2 separate regions of the Mus musculus genome follow, and region 2 is linked to region 1. Evidence: chromatin loops called from intact Hi-C (ENCODE). Cell type or tissue: left cerebral cortex. All regions are shown on one strand. Links, peaks and the distances in the headings refer to the core of each region. The heading gives the core; the rest is flanking DNA.

The links. Hi-C counts contacts between places; a loop is a spot of excess contacts. Peaks named below come from ENCODE experiments on the same cell type or tissue, not always from the same donor. Only the 100,000 strongest peaks of a DNase experiment are listed, where the experiment ranks them.
Region 2: it touches region 1 in a loop (2.1-fold over the local background); 2 of 42 quality-filtered maps call a loop at or near these places.

What each region holds. Positions count from the first base shown.
Region 1 is chr15:81,099,650-81,111,010 of GRCm38, reverse strand. All of the region lies in intron 2 of Mrtfa (myocardin related transcription factor A), which reads left to right. Among named protein-coding and RNA genes, the nearest start is that of Mrtfa, 85 kb to the left of the region's middle. In left cerebral cortex, for the core only: a CTCF peak has its summit at 4,811 (motif pointing right); DNase peaks (open chromatin) are centred at 7,145, 7,313, 7,634, 8,218 and 6 more places; H3K4me3 peaks cover 3,713 bases; H3K27ac peaks cover 4,297 bases.
Region 2 is chr15:81,335,411-81,346,771 of GRCm38, reverse strand. It overlaps Slc25a17 (solute carrier family 25 (mitochondrial carrier, peroxisomal membrane protein), member 17), which reads left to right. Exons shown (of 9, transcript NM_011399.3): 2 at 2,611-2,671; 3 at 6,732-6,798; 4 at 8,685-8,836. Among named protein-coding and RNA genes, the nearest start is that of Slc25a17, 20 kb to the left of the region's middle. In left cerebral cortex, for the core only: no CTCF peak of the experiment used is centred there; a DNase peak (open chromatin) is centred at 5,074; H3K27ac peaks cover 298 bases.

The sequences.
Region 1 (11,361 bases), core at 1,545-9,544:
CTCATTCCATTTTGCATGTTTTTAACTGCCAGGGGAGAAAGGGCCAATTTTTCATGTTTCCTGTGAGGGACGCCAGTACACTTCTGCACCACAGAGCTGCACAGGAGGTACTAATTAATCGTTGAGAGAAGTAAAAGTCTTGAGTGGGCAGTTTCAGATCTAAATTATAATATTTTCTTGGGTAAAGAAAAGAGAGTTTTAAAACTATGTTCCTCAGGAGTCTCAAAGCTTTTCTAGATTTAGTCTCACTTGAAAATGTCCAAATCTTAAGATTCATTAAATGACTATTTATAAAGTGACTTAAAGACTTTTCTAAAACTACTTTATCCCAGTCTTAAAGATAATCAGTATTCCATCTTATTCATCAGATGTTAAGCCAGGCTCCTAGTGAACAGATAGCAGATAGAACCCCCTACTCCAAAAAAATAAACAGTAGAAACAAAAAACCTGGCTTCTCATAGGTCCACCCACATCTCAGAGAAGCCTGCTGTCAGCATTCGGCATGCCTCCTGCATCATCGCCGCTGACTTGTGTGTTATGTGCCCTGATTCCATTTAGCCTTGTAGCTTAAGGTTTTCATACTCTGTTGAATATTTTTTCTCTCTCTCCAGTTGGGTATTTAAAACAGTTTCTACTTTTTACAGAAGTACTGACTTAAAGTGTTTGACTATTTTAATGTTGTAAAAATTATTCCAGGACTCTTTTCAACTGAGTTCTAACGTATTAGAGAATAATCAAGGTAAATGAGGATTTCATTGTCTAACTTAGACAGACAGACAGACAGAAAGAGAGAGGGGGGAGAGATTAAACAAGTTATATGAGCCAATTCATTTACAAACGATAAATCTTTTAAAAGGAAAAACACAAGATGTTAGGATAACAGATCAAACTCCTGGCAGAGGGGCATTTGCACACCTGTAGTATAGTCTCACACAGACACATAGTCACTTAAAAATAAAGTTAACGGGCTGGTGAGATGGCTCAGTGAGTAAGAGCACCCGACTGCTCTTCCGAAGGTCTGGAGTTCAAATCCCAGCAACCACATGGTGGCTCACAACCATCCTAACGAGATCTGACTCCCTCTTCTGGAGTGTCTGAAGACAGCTACAGTGTACTTACATATAAATAAATAAATCTTTAAAAAAAAAATAAATAAAGTTAACAAATTTAAACAAATAAGATAAAGTGGGAAAAAAATTAATGACAGCAAAAGAGTCAGTTGGTAACTAGGACCGTCTCAATACAGGAAGCGTGGACAGGAACAGCCCAGTTAAGAATTTACCTCAGGGGCTGGTGAACGCACCTGCCGCCTGAGATGAATCTCAGGACCAGCAGAGTCCTGCAAGTTATCCTCTGGCCTCCATTTAAACAACAGGAGAAACACTGCAAGTGACTCATGCTTGTCACCCAGCCCTGAGGAGACCCAAGGAGGATCGCTACACATCTGAGTCCAGCTTGGACTACAGAGTTAAGACAATGCCTAGAAATGAATAAATGAATGAATGAATGAATGTATGGTTACTGCTGTATGGGGAGAGGATGAAGTGTGTTAAATGTGTGTTGTTGGCGTGGGCATGGCCATGCCAAGAACCCAGTGCCTCAGACCTGTGGGAATGGTCATGTCTCCCTCTGGTCCAAGTACAAGTGTTTATGAACAGTTTAACAATTGGCATGTGTATGTAGAAACTACCAGAGCTTTCTCTTCCCAAATGTCTGAGACTGAGACCTGAGACTATTCTCTATGGAGACCTCCTACTGAGCGTAGCTAGCCTGTCGACTACCTTGTTCAGCTGTGTATAATACATCTGCCTTCTTGCTCAGCCACATAAATGTGCTGGGCTGCTACTGGACCTGGAGTGCCCAGCCTGCATGTGTCTGTCCTTCCTTCATTCCCTGGTCACATCAGATCACCCCTGCTGTGCAGGCTGTGTATGTAGGTCATGCCACTGTGGCCCAGCTGAGGTAGGAACGAGAGTTTATGACACATTTCTGCCCCAAGCTTTAACTCAACTTAGATTGGGGTTCTATATCTAACTCTCGATAACTGGAAACGAGGAGGGATAGATCAGTGCTGTGAAAAAAACAGCAAAATCCAAAATGTGGAAAGCCAGCCTGCATTCTTGAAGAAAGTACAAGATTAAGGATATGTGAGAGACATATCAGTGAGAGGAAATGTGTTGTCACCTATGAACTCCAACTTGAGTAAGTCCATTTCCACAAATGTATGAGATAACTGGAAAAATGTAAACGCTACTTAGATAGTTGTTTGTATAAAGGGATTAAAAATATTTTGGTATGGTAAAAATTTAAATACCAGTTAGATAGTTGATCATATTAAGTGGTTAAAATATTTTGGTATGCCATTATACTGAATAGTTTTGCATTCTCTCTCTATAGAAAATTGGATGCCTTGGATTTCCTTTGGCATGACACGTTGTTGATGGGTGCTCTGTGCTGGCAGGAGCACAGAAGGGCAGATAGAACAAGTGTGGCCACATGGGCAGGAGTTCAAGCGGAATGGTGGGAATGGAAGCGGTTTAGTACACGCTTCTTTCCTGTCTTTGTATGTGTTTAACTTTTCTGTAAGTTAAAACTGTTTGCAGACATTGAGCAACATTGAAAGGCCTGGAATGAAGTACTAAGTGAAGGGATAGAATAAAAAATGGCTTTGAGGAATATATTATGATGTAATCAATTCCATTTGGTAACTAATTTTGCATTTTGTAACTCATTAGTGGTTCAGGGCTGGGTGGAGCATAAGTTTATGGTTTGGGATCTCTGTAATTGAGAAAGGGAAAGGCCTGCCTTGCAGGGAGCAGTACAGGGTGATGATACTACAAGCTTGCTTTTGGACATATGTGCTTAATTAAAGATAGCCAAGTAGAGAGGAATAGTTGCAGACTTAAAGGTGATGTCAGAGTTAGACATGGGCTAAAATTTAGTTGGAAGTTCAAACATTCGGGAAGGATGAGACTGCCCTGGGAGTGTGTAAAAGAAAGGAAGGGTGTCCTTAGAGGGGCAGAGAGAGAGGCGTCATTGGGAACTCTAAGGGGGATGCTGAAGGAGGCAGGAAGAGTATGGAAGCACTGGCACGTTCTCACGGTGTCTCGTGTAAATACTGCTTGCCTGTGTGGTTGGTCTTCTCCTCCCCCCCCTTTTCTCTCTTTTATTTTATTTTCTTCCTTGAAGTCACAATCTCACTATGTAGCCCCAGGTACATACTTTTCAGTCTTTCTGCCTTGTTACCAGGGTGTTAGGTTCTGAGTCTGTATCACCTCTCTGGCTGGTTCTTCCAGATTTGGAAGACCAAAGGCCTTTGGGGGTTTTGGCATCTGATGGGGTAGGAAGGAAACCCATGTGTAATATGCAAAGTTATCTTATTTAACATTCTTTAAATGTTTTAAGGAATTACCAAAACATGCCAAGCATTTAAGAACTATACTGGCATTTGTAGTATCATGTCCCTTTAGTGCAGTAATAGCGAATGGCTCATGTTAAATTCGCCTTGGTTAGCTAGAGTGTCATGATTGGAAAGGCGCAAAGCTTTCATTTTATTTCCCGTGTGGTTGTCCTTCATCCCCAGGGGGCTATGGCCCAATGTAGCGAATGTATACTTCAGTTCCGTATGCTTTTATCAGTGTATCTTTCAGTTCTTTTTATGAAATATTACCAATTTACATGAAAAAAATATGGAAGAAAAGCTTTCAATACTTTGAATCCAATACTTTGGACCTGGGGAGCCTAGTCCTAAAGCCTGTTTGTACAGTTACTGTGGAGAGATGCAAAGATGTTTGTGTTAGTGTTCTCTAAAGGAACAGAATTTATAGTGAGAGAATGAATGGCTCTACCATTCATTTAACTATTATCTATTTGAAGGGGATTTATTAGGATAACTTACAGGCTGAGGTCCTGCTAGTCCAACAATGGCTGTCTACCAATGGAAGGTTGGAGAATCCCGTAGTTGATCCAGTCCTCGAGGCTCAGCTGGTGAGGAAGTAGCTTCTAAATGCCAGGGAAGGAATGGGCTTGCTAGCATGAGTGAGAGCAAGCAGGCAGAGAGCAGATTCCTTTTTCTATGTTCTTTATGTAGGCTGCCAGCAGAAGGTGTGGCCCAGATTAGAGGTGGATCTTCCCACCTCAGAGATCCAGATCAAAACTGGGTCTTCCTACTTCAGTCCCTCCTGGGTGTGTCCAGCCATTTGGGTTTTAAGTTAATTCCAGATGTAGTCAAAATGACAAGTGAGAGCAGCCACCACAATAAAAGAAGAATCCAACTGCTAGGCAAATAGCAGTTGGATTCTGGGATTTTTAAAAAAATCACGTTTTTAGATTTCTGTTTTTTAAAACAGCTTTTCTTTCTTGTGTTCCTTCTGTCCCAAATTCATTCTCAGTAGGATTTGCTGTAAATAAGTGAGATCAGCTAAAACCTGCGGTTCCCATTATTGTCCAACACCACCCAACTGTCCAAGTCTCCTGAGGGCGCACAGCATTCATTGTCAGCACTTCTTATGGCAGGGGGTGCCTGGCAGGAGGGGACAGTCTGTGCCCTTCTCTCAGTCTTTATGCAGAAATCTTGTAATTTGTAATTTCCTCCAAGTACAGAACTGTGAGTGAGAAATTGCTTCATATGAAGGAAACAAAACAAACTAACCCCTCACGGCATATTGTACAGCTCCAGAGGTTCAAAGGGATGACTCGGCCTTTTAGGGATGCTCTTCCACGTTACTAACCTCTGACCAGACTCTTAAACAGTCCCAGTTGAAATTCTCTCATTTTTCATATGACAGTTGGAGCTCGGTTGCCAGAAGGGGGCCTTGAGAATGCGCTGCCTCCAAAGCATCGTGCGCCCACACTGGCTGCCACTCCACTGCCTGTTGAGTCATTCCCTGAGCTCTATATAGAGCTCGGCTCTTAAACACCGTGTTCTTGGAGTGAGAAAGAACCAACCTCCCTGCACCAAATCTGCATTGCCCTTTCTTTTGTGCCTTGCCTTCTTTGTGAAGCTGTTCTTTTAAAAGGTCTCCCAGGGCTTGCGTTTATTACTTGTTTGATTTTGTAGGCATGAAGGCATCCACTGGGCCAGGACTGCCCTAGTGTGCTTCACCAGAAAGAGTCAGGAATTCTAGGTAACGGCCCAACAGCTTCCTAGTTTCCTGATATTTATTAAAAGTCCATCAAATTGCCCAGAAGCATATTAATATCATTTTATTGTATCAGTTATTTAAACAAACTGCAAAAGGGATAAATGACCTTTATTGAGGCATGAAATAATTTCTACCTGTAATTGAAAAGGATATTAGGTTTTGGGTTTTTTTTTCTTCCCGGGAAAGCAAAATGCCCTCGTCTATTCTCATCTCGAAGAGCTGCTCCTTGTTTTAGGGAAAGGCCGAGGGTTATCAGGAAAGGACTCTTTCACATATATGCCATACTCCAGCATGTTCATAGAGCATTTTAGGAAGGTTATCTGTGGCATTCTGTCCATCCACAGCTAGCATGTCCCCCCATGAGCAGTGAGGGGCTCTTTAGGATGACTGGCAGATGTGAGAAACAGATTCCCGCTCCGGCTTTTGGAAACATTTTTTAGTTGGAGAGGGGGTGGGGAAACAGTTGAACTGTAGTTAAGTAATCAGCTTTCTTAGCTGTTGCCTATAAATACCACGTTTGCAAGGCTGTTGGACTCCTCAGCAAAGTTACGCCGAATATGTGTTTATTTGTATTATATGTTGATGCGTGTCTGATCTCCGAGGGTTTCTTTCATGAGACTCAGCTTGGATTGTGTTTGCTTTGTTGTCCGAAACTGCGTTAGCCCCAGAGTTCCTTCTAGTAGAGTTTTGAATAAAACCTGTCTTCCCATTTTTAAGAGAGGGAAGCAGTTTGATCTGTCTTACGAAGTCTTTCTATGCCCCTCCCCTGCCCCTAGAGAGGACAGGAGGGGAGGAGCCACTGCTCTAACCACGAACTTCAGGTCTTCTCTGGAGCGCTGGGCTTCCTGTCTGCACTCACTCAACTCTGGGCCATCTTGACTTGCCTGAAGGGTGGAGAGTTGATGTCTTCCCGGAGAAGAGCAGTGAGGGCTCACGCTCTCCTCTGCGCACAGGCATGAGACTGAATTGGTAAAGCTTGCTGTGGCCTTTTAGACTTTCCCTGTGACTTTTTGTATCTGTGATCTGTTTCCGTGAAGACTCCTCCGTCATGACTCTGCTGGAGCCTGAGATGCTAATGATGGCTGTGCAGTCAGGTAATTCCCTTATTTCCTGCAAAGCTCACTTGCCACGGGCGTCTTTAAGATGGTTGAACACATTTGTGTTAGCCCTGGGCTGAGGTGGGAAGCTTAAACATAAATTATCCTGTACTATTTCATTTTCAGGTTTTTACTGTTTTTAATTTCTTCTTTAATTGCGGTTTCTAGTTATCACACTCAGCTTAGAGTTAGATGCTCACAGATCTGAGGAGGACCCAGCAAGGAGACTTGTTCGTTTTTCTTTAACCATTTGATCACTGTTTGGCACTGCTTTTAGAGAAAGATAATTACATTGCTTTTGCTGCTTTACACGCTACGTCTTTAATTGCAGCCTACTCTCTTTATGTCACTGTGAAAGTATCCTTTGTGGGCTCCTCCACTGTTCTCTCTCTTCTCTGTAAATCCTTTCCATTTCATCTTTAAGCATCTATGGGAACGCTCTTGATAAAGCACAGGTTGGGGTTAAATTTTACAGATAGGGAAGCAGTTAACAGAAAGAATGCAGGATTTTTGAAATTCTATCTCTAAAAATAGTTTTCTAATTCAAAGCTTCTCTTAAAACATTTAAAAATGTCAGATAGTTTTTTTTTTAATGGTTTCTTTTACTTTTGGTGTTTTTAAAATTTGTAAGTCAGATAATCTAAAAATAGAGAATGTTCCCTTTCTTATTTTTAGACTTCTACTAAACTGTAATCTGTAGTGTTTTCTGACAGATACACACAAGTGCCATTTGTACCCTCTACCCCGTTCCCTGGCCCCACGCAGAGAACGAAACTCTTTGGTGATGCTGACACAGTCACTGGCATGGTGGTCTCCATTCTCCCTGGGGAGTGCTTAGAGTGAGTGTTGTCAGACCCATGGCCACATCAGCTGAAGACATTACAGGTTGCGCCTCTGGACAGGAAGGGCCAGGGAAGAAGAATCCACTGCCATTCTCTTCTTCCTGGTTTACAATCAGCCATAATGAGTCATTTATCATATGAATTGTTCTGTTCTTATGTGCTGTGCATTTCAGGTTCTCTTTCCCTTTGCTCCCACAGATCTCTGGAGCGTTGTGTTCCAAACAAACAGTGTGCTTAGCTGAGTGTTTCCCATCTGTCTCTGATGAGGCAGCTCAGGTGCTCCCAGTTAACTGACTCTCTTCTCCCACCTGTAGTCAGGTTTTCTGCCATGTGAGGCCAAGTGCATATTTTACTTCAGGGGCAGATTTTAATATTTGAGCCCTTTCTTTTCGATCATTTTTATTTGTAGGTATCTTAGACAATAACATTTCACAATGCAGGTGCAAGGCTTCTTCTTCCTCTGAGATAATTCCAGTGTTCCTAGCTCTAAAGGGAGAGGAAGGACTGTTCTTTGTCATTTCTTGTCTCAGAGCAGGTTTTCCTACAGCACGTGTTGGGCAGGGCTGGTCACCCATCTGTCACACAGCTACTTCATAAAACTTTCAAAGGACAGCAGCGTGTAAGACAAGTGTAGGTGAAGTGACAGGCTGTGGATACAGGTAGGACCAAGGGTCGATAGATACGGACTTTACTGTTGTATGCTGGAGTGCCATAGCCACAAGCCCATTGTAAGAGTGATGCAGTTACCATTTTGACAGAAAATGAAAAGAATCTGCTCTGAGATGCCAGTAAACAGTGACTCTTGTTAGAAGCCAAGCACTGTGTTAATCTGTACCTTAACAGCGTTCTAAGAGACATGCCTTTCACATCAGAGAACAACTAAACCCTTCATAGAGAACTGAAGGTGCGTTTGTGGTACACTGTGCTCAGCAGCAGTTTCCACTCAGTATTTAGGCTTGGGGGCTCTGGCAGGACATCTTGGGATGTCTGTGAAGGTTTCCCTCCTCGGCACTGCCAGAGGCGCTGCCTTTCTGTGAAACCTGTCTCAGTAGGATCCCTCCCTCCTGTCACTCCCGAGGCCTCAGTGCACACCAGGTATCACTTACACGGGGCTTCCAGATTAGGTCGTTCGCTTCTTTGAAAGAAGTTTATCTTTAATTATGGGTATATGTATCTGTGTGGCTGTGTCCCTGTGAGTGCAGGAGCTGCTGTTACAGGCAGCTGTGTGCGTGCCGCTGTCATCTATGGGCGGCCCCCACTTACTCGTCTGAAGAGCAAATCACTATATGTGGATTCCTGCGGTGGCACATGAGAGACACTAATTTATTTTCTGAGGAATGATGGAACTTTGTTTGACTTAGTTCTCCTGACTAATACGCAAAGCCCTTAAGATTTTTGTAAAAGTATTTTGTAATCTTCCATAAATAAATGAATCCAGTGGCCATCATCCTTTGTTTTAGCCGGTCGTTATCCAAAGCTTTGTGGCTTTCAAAGTTGACATTCTTTTGCCTCTCTGAATTTGTAGTATGCCCTGTCTGTGAGGATGTGGGTTTTTATATGGACCCTAGTGTTCCAATCAAGCCATGACTAGAGTTTGTGTCACTGCCATAGGAGTCTGTCTGGGTTGTCACAATTAGAAAGTGACTCGAATGGACATTGTAAAATTTCTGAAGCTGTCCCTAAGGGAATAAATAAGATAGGGCCCCAGCATTGACTATCTTTCAGAATGGGGGTGCGCTAGAGCTCAGGCCTGACAGATGGGATGTGGTCTTTTGAGCTTATTCTGAGACCATGCTATACATGCAAAAGGATATATAGGTATGCAGTAGGTGTATACACTTGACACATATGTAAACTCATGAATCCTACTACTCAGCCTAAGAAGCAGAGCCTAGCCTGGGTAAGCACACTTATTGGACACGCAGAGCCTAGCCTGGGTAAGCACACTTACTGGACACGCTTGCTCTTCATGTCCTTTTGGATCCTTTTATGTTTTACACCACTTGAATATTGCCTATTGAAAAAAATTCATTAATTAAACAAGTTTCTCCTTTGTTTGTTAACTTCCTTACCCTTTGATATCTTTGTACTTAACTCCTAAATATTTCTTTGACTTCTTACTCCTTGATCATGGCAGTTTTCCCTGCACTGTTCATTTTAAAACAAAATGTGCAGAATAGGGGATGGCAGTCACTTCAATGAAAGCTGGGGAAAAGCCAAGGCACGGGGACAGTAGCACATTAAATCCTGCCCGTTTTGGTACATGCTACTCTCTTAGGACACACACACACACTCACACACCACTCATAAGTCTAGAGAGCAGATCAAAAACATCAGAACCTTCAGCCTATGTCACCTGCTTTTAGGTCTGTGAGCTCTCAACATTGTGGGCTTGGAAACACCCTGATTTCTTCTAAAGGAACTGCAGAGCTTGAAGGAAACCCTGGGTATTTTCTTGTCCTCGTTTTCTTTTGAAAAGAGGAAATTGGCCTTTGGGGTTAGTTTATTTGGGGTTAGGTCATGTAATTTGTGACAGTGGTGGGAGGAGAATTTGTGTCCTCGCTGTCTTCCCAATGTTCTTTCTGCTTCAAGATATTTACAGAGACGCTGAGATCTCCAGTGTGTGAGGCTAGATATGAACCCCCAGAGACGGTGGGGTTAAGAGAGAAGGTAAAGGCAGGGCTTGGTGCCACCGCCCTTTAATACCAGCACTGGAGAGACAGAGGCAGGTGGATCTTTGGGAGTTTGAGGCTAGCCTGAGATAGTGAGTTCCAGTACAGCTAGGACTAGATAGAGGGTTACTAGTTCAAAAGAGGAAAGGAGGGAAGGAGGACCAGAGGAGATAAAACCCCTGATGTCTGGGTGCTTACTTCCCACCCCTAGGAAGTCAGGTCATAATGCCGCAGACCTACCACTGTCTACCCTCCACCTTGCCCTGTCTTCTTTGGCCTGGGTGATGGTCTCACAAGACAGGTAGCAGACAGACAGCTGTCCTAGGCGCTCTGCTTACATTCACTGCCCTCTCTCTGACTCACTGATTTATCTGGGCTCTCTCGAGTTAAGATCCAGATCAAAGGAATCTAAATTCCTCCTTCACCTCTCTTGTCTCCCGATCCTTTGTTTCTCTGGATGAAGCAGGCTGTCAAGACTCTGAACCACAATTTTAGCCTCATTAAAACAATGCCAAATTCAACAAAGATGAGCCGTATACAGTCTTACTTTTTTGGAGCCTCACTTTTATGAATACTACAGACATTATTTTAAAAGTTTTTCTTTTTAATAACAAGGGAAAATACCAAAGGCCTTGTGCTACCACTGACACTCATAACCCAACTTTCTTTGCCTTGTACTTCTTAAGGTGCAGGGCAGTGTTGGGCTGAGCTCACAGTGTCTGGGGCCTGCTTAATGTCATGCAGTCACTGAGTACATGGTAGCAGCAGAGTGAGCATAGAAGGGTTACACAAGAAGAAATTAAACTGATGAAGAGAGATGCAGTAGTGAAAAATATATACTACCATAATATATAGTGTGTAATATTTAATCACTATGATCTTGCTTCACATCTATAGAGGATACTTAAAACTTGAAAGCATGAAGATACATAGTAAGAGATGGAACACATCTCTGTGTTCTAGTGGTTTAAATTGCTATAATCCTACTATTTGGGAGGCCAAGGGAGGAGGCTTCCCAAGTTCAGATCTAGCCGAGGCTACATAGTTCCAGGCCAGCCTAAGCTACAGTGTTGAGACCTTCTCACAAAAAAGACTAAAACATTGTTGGTAAGATGGCTTAGTGGGTAAGGGAACCAGCCATTAAGCGTGATGACTTGACTTTGATCTTTGGGACCCACATGTTAGAAGGAGAGAACTGGCTCCCACAAGTTGTCCTTTGTCCTTAACATTCATGAAATGGGACTAAATAAATACAAATGTAATTTTAAAACTCCAACAAGGGTGCTGGAGAGATGGCTCATTGTTTAAGAGCACTGACTGTTTTTCCAGAGGTCCTGAGATCAATTCCCAGCAAACACATGGTGGCTCATAACCATCTGTAATGGGATCTGATGCCCTCTTCTGGTGTGTCTGAAGACAGCTACAGTTTACTAACAAAACAAACAAACAAACAAACAGTGTACTAACAAAATAAATAAATCAGAAGAAGAAGAGGAGGAGGAGGAGGAGGAGAAAGGAGAAGAAGAAAAGAAAGGAGAAGAAGAAAGAAGAAAAAGACAAAGACAAGGGCTCTAAAAAAAAAAACTCCCAACAAAACAGCCCTCTT
Region 2 (11,361 bases), core at 1,661-9,660, 240 kb before region 1:
CTGTTTCTACATAACAAATGTGACCATGCCTACCAAGTAGCTTAAAACCATACCTGTTTATCATCTGTAAGGTAGGCCAGTGCAGGTTTATTGAAATAAAAAGCAAGACATTGCAATAGCTATGTTTCTTTTTCAAGGCAGTGGTTCTCAGCCCCTGGTCAAGACCCCTTTTGGGGGTATTGAACGACCCTTTCACAGGGGTCAACTAAAACCACCTGCATATCAGATATTTACATTATAATTCATAACAGTAGCAAAATTACACTTCTAGTAGCAACGGAAATAATTTTATGGCTGAGGATCACCACAACATGAGGAACTGTATTAACAGGTTGAGATCCACTGCTCTAGGTAAAGATCATTTCCTTCTTTTGACCACTTTCCAGAGGCTGCTACATTTCCTGACTAGTGGCCTCTTCCTCCATCGCCAGAGTTCGTAGTTGGAGTCTCTTCTTACACCCAGTTGCTTTCTCCTACTTACTCCTCTGACCTGCTCCCGAGTCTTCTTTCCTCCAGGGTTGGGAATAGAACCCAGAGTTGTTTCCTCCTCCTCCTCCCTTTTAAAGATTGTCTTTTGTTTGGTTTGATTTAGATAGAGTCTCAATATGTAGCTCAGAATTCTGTGTGGATCAGGCTGGCCTCAAGCCAGGATCTGCTTGCCTTGGATCCCTAAGTGCTGGAACTAGAGACTTGCACCCCTACACCCCTCTTAATTTTTTTTGTTTACATTTAATTTATTTATATGTGTAGATATGTGTGCACGTGTGTGGTGGTCAGAGAGCAGCATGTAGAAGCCAGTTCTCTCCTTCCATTATATGGGTCATGGGATTGAACTGATGTCATCACATTGACACCAAGAGCCTTTACTCAATGAGTGATTTTGCCAGCCCCTGATACTTTTAAGGAGTCCAGTAATTTCTTCGTTTTCACTTAGTCATCCAAAATAATCTTCCTTTTTTAAGGTCAGCTGGTTAATAAACTACAACACACTGTGACATTTTCATAGTTAGTTACAAATAAGAAACTATACTTTAGCCTCTGGGCTCTCCATGCATACACACACATATGCACGCACGTGCACACGCACACACACACACACACATTTCAAATCATAATACGATTCTTGCATGCCTTTTCAATTTTTGGTGATTATATTAAGTTATTAGGAAGTAGTCACATATATGTACATATGTATCACACACATACACATATTGGTCTTTTGGGACAAGGTCTTGCCATGTAGCCTTGACTATCCTGGAACTTGCTATGTAGACCAAGCTGGCCTCAAATTCATAGAGATCAGTCTGCCTCTGAATTCTGAAATTAAAGATGTGTGCTACCATATCCAACTTAGACTATATTTTTTGATTATCGACTGTTTTGATTTTGGGGAGTATCAGAGGCATCGTAGTAGCAACTGACCTGAAAAAAAGTCAAAACTCCATTTATCTGCTGTCTTCAAATGTGCTATAGATTTGTTTCTTTTTCAGTATCAGAGAAACAAAAGGTATTTCTTTTGGAAAATTAAACTCTCCTTCTAAATACCTAATAATGCAATTTTATATGTGGATAATCCCAATCGATTGAAGTACTGTGTTTATTTGGTAAGAATTTAATTTAACTGATAGCACCAATTAGTTGTGGTTTTTTTAATGTTACATAATATATTTTTCTTTTGATTCAAGCGTGTTATATTAGATGTGGTATGCAGTTTTTATTTGTAGTATTATGTTAGTCTTCTCTTATATTACATCCCAACAGCAGGTTCCCCTCCTTCCCACCTCTCCTCTCCTCTTTTCCCTCAGACCGAGAAGAACATCTCAGCCCTCTCAGGGACATCAACCAAACACAGCATAACAAACTACAGTAAGACCAGTCATATACCATTACATCAAGGCTGGACAAGGCAACCCAGTAGAGGGGAACGGGTCCTACAAGTAGGCAAGAGAGTCAAGGACAGCCCCTGCTCCCACTGTTAGGATTTCCACAAGAACACCAAGCTATTTAGCCATAACATGTATAGCAGAGGACCTGGGTCAGACCCTACAGGTCCCCTGATCTCTCAAGTTTCCAGGAGTTCCAGTCTGTGATTCTGTGGGCCATGTTCTTAGCAATTGATGGGAGCAGATGCAAAGTACCACAGCCAAACATTACTTATGAGTTTTTGATAGTTTAAAAATTGTAGTCTGGGTGGGGCTATGATTAAACCATCTCGATGGTCTTCCAGAGGTCCTGAATTCAATTCCCAGCAACCACATTGTGGCTCACCACCATCTATAGTAATAGAATCTGATGCCCTCTTCTGGTGTGCAGACAAATATGTAGACAGAGCACTCATATACATAAATCTTTTTTTTTTTTTAAATACAGCCAGATGCTACTGTAGATGACCTGGGTTCAGTCCCCAGACCCACATACCAGCTCACAAGCATCTGAACTCCAGTCCCAGGGAATCTGACATCCTCTTCTAGCCTCCACATTATACCAGGCGTGCAAATAATGCACAGACAGACGTGCGTGTAGACATAAAGAAAAACCACACCCATCTTTTTAAAGTTGTGGCCCATGTTTATTTACTGTAATGGCTAAAGCCCTTTTAAAACTTTGCAGGGAAGTGTGACTGCCATGACAGTGTTCTTCCCCTTGGATACTGCTAGACTTCGGCTTCAGGGTGAGTAATGATCTCATGTATTGATCCTTTGATGTTGGGAAACATCTTCTACTCCATACTGCACCGAGATAAGGATATTCTGTCTACATACTGCTGTTGTCTGCTTGCTTGCTTGGTTTTGTGACAGGGTTATATATAGCCCAACTGGCTTCAAACTCACTATCTAGCCTAACCATGGCTCATCCCCCTGCCTCCGCCTCTAAAGCTCTTGCGTTATGGCTATGCACCTGACTTAAATACCTGATCCCTACTCCTTCTCTTCCCGTACTGGGGGAGAACAAGCTTTGTACAGCAACTAGACCAGTGCTTGGCCACGGAGTGTTCACCCCCATATTGTTCTCCAAGGATAATTGTGGCAACTTAAGTTGAAGTAAATTAGAGGGTCACCTGTCGAGAATTCCACAGAGGGAATTCCCCAATGTGTAGTCGGAAAGGTTAGAATAAGTGTATGGGAGAAGTTTCTATTATAAACTGACTAGCAGTTACTTAAGAAACAGTCTTCAATACCAAGGCTCTTCAGGCTCCTAGAAGAGAAAAAGGGTGGCCTGAAGGGTTAAGCCAAGGGTGAATTTCCTCACACTAGGAAGTGATTACATACAGCTTTTACTCATGGCAGCACCCCAAGACACCTGCCCTTCTGAAATCCATCTCACTGACTTTATCACGTAGCAAGCCCACACATGAAAAAAGGTATTTTTTTTCCTTTAGCAGTTATTAGAAAAGGCAGATGAGAAATGTACTCTCTATGCTTCCGTGTGATCGATTTCCAAACTAGGACGATGTACTGCATGATGGGTGAGTGGGCAGTGGAATTGGGACTGCACTTATACCACTGGTGTCTGGGCACTGCAGTGTAAAGCCCACCAAACAAGTCTGAGCAGAGCTCACCGTGGAAACCAAAATATATCCTAAGAGAGTCAGCCCCAAGGTCGGGTACTGGCAGGCTTGGTAAAGGAATCAGTACTGGGACAAAGTGAGGAGCTGCTACAAGAGACAGACACACAGGGAAACTGGCCTAGTCAGCTTCAGCTTTCCTGATTTTTCCACCTCAATCATTCACACGAGGGTGCCCCCCTTGGAGACATCAGAGCCTGATGAGAAGGACTGCCCTTTGGCTACCAGCCTTCAGTTTCTTAGAAGACTCATAGTGGATGAGAGACCAAAGGGCTTCTTACATTTATAATCTCAAGCCATTACCATTCTTTCTAAACTTCCATGGCTTTTACAGTAGGCAGCCAGACCCGGGCTTCCCGTGTGCTAGGCAAGTGCTCCACTTGAACTCTGTCTCCAGGGTGATTTTGCGGCCTACACTGGACATTTTTAAAGGAGGAAGGTTTTCTAAAGAGGATAGAAACTAGAAAGCAGTGGAGACAAATAGCCATTCCTGCTCATCTAGACATGTCGCCCTAACCTGCCTCTGGCACTGCAGGGTTTTGCATTTTGCTATAATTCTTTTTTTCCCCTTCCTTCTATTTTCTTTTCATCTTGAAATTATGAACCAATGCCACAAGTTGCATAGAGAGTTTGAAAACTAACTCAAAGGTTAAACACTTTGCTTACTGGTTGTGGTTAGAATTTTTAGATAAGCAAATATTTATATGATCCACAAAGCAAAATACATAGAAAGGAGAAACTTCCAATCCACCTTCACCCCTCTCCACCATCGTTAACACTGTGGTGTTTCTTGGTATCTTCATCTCTAGGAAGATTTCACTCTCTTTGTCTCTTAGTTTTTAAAATTACTCTTAATTGTATGTATGTGTAGTATTGTGTGTCTGTTTGGGGGTATGTGCACATGAGTGCAGGTAGCCTCAGAAGCCTGGAACTTTGGAATCCTTGGAGTTACAGGTGATTGTGAGCCACCTGATACGGGTGCTGAGCCATCTCTCCAGCTCCAAGATTTCTCGATTGGACATCCTTCAGAATAGCAGGTGTAGGTGGTCATTGTATACACACCTACAGTTCTAGCTACAGTCTGAGGCCTGTGGGCCTTTTGAGCACAGGAGCTGTACTGAGACCTTGTTTCAGAGAAAGAAGAAGAAAGAGAGAGCGAGAGAGGCAGAACAAAATAAAAAGAGTGATGGGTGTTGCAGAGACTAGAGCCCACTGATGTATAGGAGTGAAGCATGAGGCTGTCGGTCAGCCTTTCCTGGTCTCCTGAATAGCCTTTCAGGCTTTATGCAGTAACAAGCAAGTGATTTATATTCTGAGTTTTCTGTCTTACTCATATAAAAAGCAGTCTGCTCTGTCCTAGACCTTGCATTTAAAAATACTCTTTTTTAGATTTTATTTATATATGAGTGTTTTGCCCAAATGTATGTCTGTATAGTACACGTGTGCCTCATTCCCACAGAGACCAGAAAAGGCACCAGATTTTCTGAGACTGGAGTTACAGAGGGTTGTGAGTCACCATGTAGATGCTAGGAATTGAACCTGGGTCCTCTGGGAGAACAGCCAGATCTCTTAACTGCTGGGCTCTCTCTCCAGCTCCTCTCCCCCTGAAACTTTGCAGTGTGTTTTTCTTTATCCAGTCTGCCAGTTGTCAAGTCTGCATGCACCATAAGCTGCCTACCCTTGCCCTATTGCGAAAGAAGTCTTGGGTTGTTTTACTTTTTTGTTATTGTTCTTGCAAATACCATGTAATAATAGATTTGTTCATAAGCCATTTTGTTTCTGTAAACTTTATGGGATAAATTCCCAGATGTGAGATTTCTTCCACATCAAGGGGTAGATGTGTGATTTTGAGTAAATGCCAAATTGCGTTTAATGGGGACTGACTAACTTGCCATTTCATAAGATATACTGGTACCAATTTTAATTCTAGAGAAACTGGTTCATTTCCACATTTTTATGTTTTCAGATTAATTTTATAGCGTGGGCAGGAAATTTGAAGTTAATTGAAATGTGGATATTGTTTTCAGTGACAGTGCCCAAGAAATGAGGGCGTTGTCCTGGGATTCAAGGCTAGGAAGCAGCACAAAGCCAGACGCTGGAAATCTGGGCTTTAATCCTGGCTTTGCTTTTATTTCCCTGCCTCTTTCATAAAGGAAGAGAGTAGAGGCTGAAAGATGGCTCAGAGGTTAAGAACGTTTGTAGCTCTAACAGAGGACCTGGCTTCAATTCCCAGAACCCACATGGCGGTTCTGAAACATCTGTAATTCCAGCTGTAGATTATCCAACACCCTCTCTGACTTCCCTGGGCACCAGGCATACATATAGTGCATGTAGGGCAAAACATTCATACATAGAAAATAAAATAAATAAAATTTTTTTAAAAGAGAAGAAAGTAGTCAGTTTCCTTTATAAGGTATGGAAATAAAAATGAGAACATGCATGTTGGCTTTAAAAAGAGCACTATGTGAGGCTAGAGAACTGGCTAAGCCATTAGAAATATTTATGAATTCATAACATTATGGGTCCAGAGGACCCAGGTTTGGTTCCTAGCACCTACATCATGAGGTTCACAATTGTCTGTCTCTGCTGGTCCAGGGGATCTGATGCTCTCTGGACTCCAAGATTTCCTGCATGCATGTGGCACACATAAAGTCACAGAGACACACATGCATAGGATGGAAGGGAAATGGGGAAGGAAGGGTAGAGACATGGACTGTATGGACCTAGAGAGATGGCTTAGTGGTTACAAACATACACTGCTCTTCTAGAGGACCCAAATTCAGTTCCCAGTAATCCAGTTCCAGGGGTCCTATACCCTCTTCTGGCCTCTAAGGGCACCTGCACTCAAGCACACACTGACACACAAACACATGTACAAACATGCAATTAAAAAGAAAGTAAATATTTTAAGAAAGAGCTTAGTAAAACTCCAGAAATAGCATTTCAGCATTACTGTGGCAATTAGGATTTAAGTTAAAATTCTTTCTGAGTAACAGATGAAACCCACGGAATTTTCTCTGGGGAAGTAAAGCCATTGGCTAGACACACTGGAGGGTCTGAGGCAAAGCAGGGAATTCAAAGAACAAGTGAGTTTATGCAGATGAAGTGATGGCGCTTTGGTGAAGCTCGCTGATGCTGCAGATAATACTTGTCTTCATTCTTACAGTCGATGAGAAAAGAAAGTCAAAAACGACGCATGCAGTGCTCCTGGAGATAATTAAGGAAGAAGGCCTGTGAGTACTGCCTGTTTCACAGCTCCATCAGAGCGCCTCATATGAAGACTTCCATGCTGAGTGAGACTTGAAGTCCCTGCTCAGAGGCTCGGGACATATAGAGCCAAATGCATTCTTAATTCCTTACATATCTGTTTGGTTTTTGTTTTGTTTTTAGATTTATTTCTCTGTGTTAGTACTTTCCTTACATGTATGTCTGTGTATCATGTGTGTGTCGGATGCTCAAGGAAGCAATAAGAGGGTGTTGGATCCCATGGTTGTGAACCACCATGTGGGTCCGGGGATCCAAACCCAGGTCCTCTTCAAGAGCAACAAATGCCCTTACCTGCTAAGCCCTCTCTATCCTCCACCATTTAATTAATTAATTATTTATTTATTTTTAATGGCACCTTCTAAAAATTTTTTTTCTTTTTTGGTTTTTTGAGACAGGGTTTCTCTGTGTATCCCTAGCTGTCCTAGAAATCACTCTATAGACCAACTGAGAAAAATTTCACCCGTTTCTACCATCCAAGTGCTGGTATTAAAGGCACCACTGCCCAGCTAAATTTAATGTTTAATAAAGCAATAGTGTTGTTGCTCAAGAGTTGAGGATTTAGCTCACTGATTTCATATTAGGGCCTGGTTTCAGTGCCAGTAGCACACATTGCACAAGACACACACATACAGAGTTTGTTCCTATCAGTTGCATCCAGACAGATTGCATTATTTTTCTTCTTTTTTAAATTTCTTTGAATTTTTATTTTGAGATAATTTCAGAGTTGCAAACAATTTCAAAACTGAAATTGGTACAGTGCATCACTGCCCGCTTTACGCTTTTATTGACCATTTTTACGTTTCCACTTGCCCTCCCTGTGTTTCCGTCTTTAGCACACACACATATCATAAGACTTTTTTGAGTTTGTCAGTTATGTGCATCAGAGCATTTAACCTCTATGACAGTTTAAAATAATATATTCTCCCCTCCACTTTCTTTTCAAGATAAGGTCTCCTTATAAGGCCCTGGCTGGCTTGGGACAAGCTATGTTGACCTTGAACTCATAGGAATCCACCTTCCTTTGCCTCCTGAGTGCTGATATTAAAGATGTGAATTTTAATTCTTGTTTTAAGTTTGCCTGCATGCCAGAAGAAAGCACCAGATCTCATTTTAGATGGTTATGAACCACCATGTGGTTGCTGGGAATTGAACTCAGGACCTCTAGAAGAGCAGTCAGTGCTCTTCACCTCTGAACCAATGTATTCTCAATAAGAATAATGAGTGCCGAGGTAGTACAATGGTGCGTACCTGTAGTGCCCGCTCTGTAGGAGGCTGGGGAAGAACTGCTTAATGCAGGTGTTCAGGGTCAGGCTAGACAGTATGATGAAACATCCCCCTCTTTCCTGCTGGCCTCCTGTGGTCCATGTGTGCTTTCTGTCGTATGCTGTAGCTACTTCCTGCAGCTCTAAGCACCTGTGGGGAGAACCTTTTAAGGTGCTGCAGATGTCCTGCTCTTTGTCATACCGTGAGATTGTCAGTAGAAGCCAGACTTTTCCTGGCTTCATACTACTTACTTCTCTCAGTTCTATGTCAAGCAAGAGAAGGGAGGGATGGTTTATTCTGACTTCCTTCACAGTCCATCATGATAGATCAGGCATGCCAGCTGATCACATTGCCTCCACGGGAAGTGGGACGGGGAACATCCCCAGTGACTGTCCCCTCTTGCAAGGATCTACCTCTTACAGACTTCGAAGCCTTCTAAACCAGTTGTGGGTAGAGGTGTTGGCATCAAGCATGCACATACATAAGCCTGGAGGGAGTGGCTTACATTCAAACCTTGACAGGCCTCTCTGGCAATTGCCCATGGCTTTTGTTCATGATCTTTACTTTGTTTATTGTGTTTTTTCCGTAGCCTGGCACCATACCGAGGATGGTTTCCAGTTATTTCCAGTCTCTGCTGCTCCAATTTTGTCTATTTTTACACTTTTAATAGCCTCAAAGCAGTGTGGGTCAAAGGTCAGCGTTCTTCTACAGGAAAAGATCTCGTGGTTGGGTTTGTAGCAGGTAACAAAGTTTTCTGTGTATAAAATATGTTTATATTTTAATGTTGATCTATGCTTCATATATCCTCTAAGAGATGATTTTAGCACTCAGTAATACTACAGAGAATATGACCAGTTTTTCTGACATGTCTTCTTTTTTTTTTTTTTTTTTTTTTTTTTTTTTTTTTGGTATTTTTGAGACAGGGTTTCTCTGTGTAGCCCTGGCTGTCCTGGAACTTACTTTGTAGACCAGGCTAGCCTCGATCTCAGAAATCCGCCTGCCTCTGCCTCCCAAGTGCTGGGATTAAAGGCATGCGCCACCACCGCTCAGCACTGACATGTCTTCTTAATGTGAACTTAAAAACACATGACATAAAATTTGTCACTAGCCATTTTAAGATAGTCATATGAAATATGCTTGCATTTTAAAACTGATACCAGAGGTGTTCATTTTACAAACCTCATACACCCAAAGTAAATTCCCTGTCTCTCCCTCGCCAGCCCTTGGTAACCATCATCCATCCTACTTTCTGCTTTTAAGGATTTGACTACGTTAGCTACTGCTTGTAAGTGGAATCGTATGGTATTTGTCTTTTGTAGCAGGCTTATTTCAGTCAGTAGTATCCCCGATATTCAAGTATATTGTAGCGTTTCACAGGTAGATAACACTCTGCGGTGTGACTGCTTTACATTTGTGAATCCACTCATCTGCTAACGGACACTTGGGTGGCATCCACCACTTGCTGTTGTGAATAGTGCTCCATGAACACAGGGCTGGGCACCTAAAAAGATGCCCTCGTCTCAAGTACTTTTGTATGTATGTCCTCAAATGGTATCGAATATCATATGTAATTGTTGTGAGTGTGCCATGTCAGAAGCAATGATGGACACATAAATCTCTTTTCACAATGTCAGAATTTTTGAATAAGGATAAATTTACAAGCTCCATCTGTTTCTTTGGCTGTAATTTGCGGTGTCCCAATTTCCCTTGGTAGCTGGCAGTTCTTTTGTTGTGATCTTAGCCACTGATCTTATCTTTTAGAGCTCATATTATAATCAACTGTAATGATGTGTGTGAGCACTAAGGGACACAGAGGGTTAAAGAGGTGGAGGCAGGAGGATGGTGGGTGCAAAGAGATTCTGGGGTGCTGTGTTAGCAAATGAGCCTGTTGGAGAGCTGCCGGAGATGCCCCTACCTCGGAGCCAGGCTGTAGATTTCACAGGTTGGAACTGAGCCTCAGAGTAGAAGAAAGCTGCTGCCAATGTGGACAGGCTGTGGAGGCTGCAGAAGTGAGGGGCAGGTCCCCGTGGACGGTCTGGTAGACTATCAGATGGCAGTGGAAGTAGGCTGTGTCAGCAGTGGCACAAAGCTGGGCTGCAGTCCCTAAAGTGCTTAGAACATCTCTGCTGCCTATACTAGTCCCTTGGCACACATGCCAGATGGTCAGGTGATAGGTCAGTGTGGACTGTCAACGTTGTAGTGTTAGACATTTCCTTCAAGAGGCTCAGATGAGGGTGTTTCACCTTTCCTTGGTCTTATCTGTCCTAGGGCCTGCTTCTTCTGGTATGTGACCATAAGGTTCCAACCGACTTTGATGATTCTATAGGGTGGCACCCATTTTCCTTTAAGGACTTACTGGTGTGTACCTTGTATGTGCTGCTGCACAGGCAGTGGTGTCTGGATGCATGAGGAGGGGCAGACTTGTTCTGTGCCTGTGCTCCAAGTGAACAATGAGTCCTGTGCTGCATGGAAGGTGGAGTGACTGTGTAGCTGAGTGAGCCGTAGTCTTCTGTCTGGCCCTGGGGCAGTGCCCATGCCAGCTGTATCTTTATGGTCCAGGGATTGTTAGTAGGCTTCTCACTCTTCTCTCGGCATTGCTTTCTCTCTTAATCAGTGCGTGTTTCCTTCGTCGAGTGTTTTGTGTGTGTGTGCTCATTGCTTGTTTGTATATTATCTCTACAAAAGTGTCCTTTCCAGTTCTTGGCCTTTTTTTTTTTTAAAACCAAGCTACTGTTTTTGCATTCTTGGGTTGTAGGAATCCTTCATGCCTTGTAATAAACTTCTGGTACCTGGCCCAGCCCCTAAAACCATTGTAGTGTTATGTCTGTCACTGCTTCTTTCTGTTGACCTTAGTTCTAGGTGGCAAGGACGGCAGTAGTAAGTGAAGAGAGAGTCCTTGTCCTCCTGAGGCTTACAGTCCAGTGATGTAAGAAGGACAATCGGGAAGATAAATCAAATGTGCAGTGTCTTAGAAGAGAAGGGCTAAGGGCAGATTTCATCAGAGGAGGAGGGTAGAGAGCTGGGCAGGCTAGCTAAGGGACAGTTTTAGACAGCATGGCTTTTTTTCTTTTTCTTTGTTCCTTTTTGGACAGGGTTTCTTTTTGTATTGTTGTCTAGGCTGCCCTAGACTAGCTCTGTAGACCTTGAAAGATCCATCTGCCTTAAAGGTGTACACCTCCACCGCCTAGGTCACTGTGGCCATTTTAAAATAGGTGATAAAGACATGCAGAAACATGGCAGGAGTGTTGGAGAACAGAGCCGAGGCC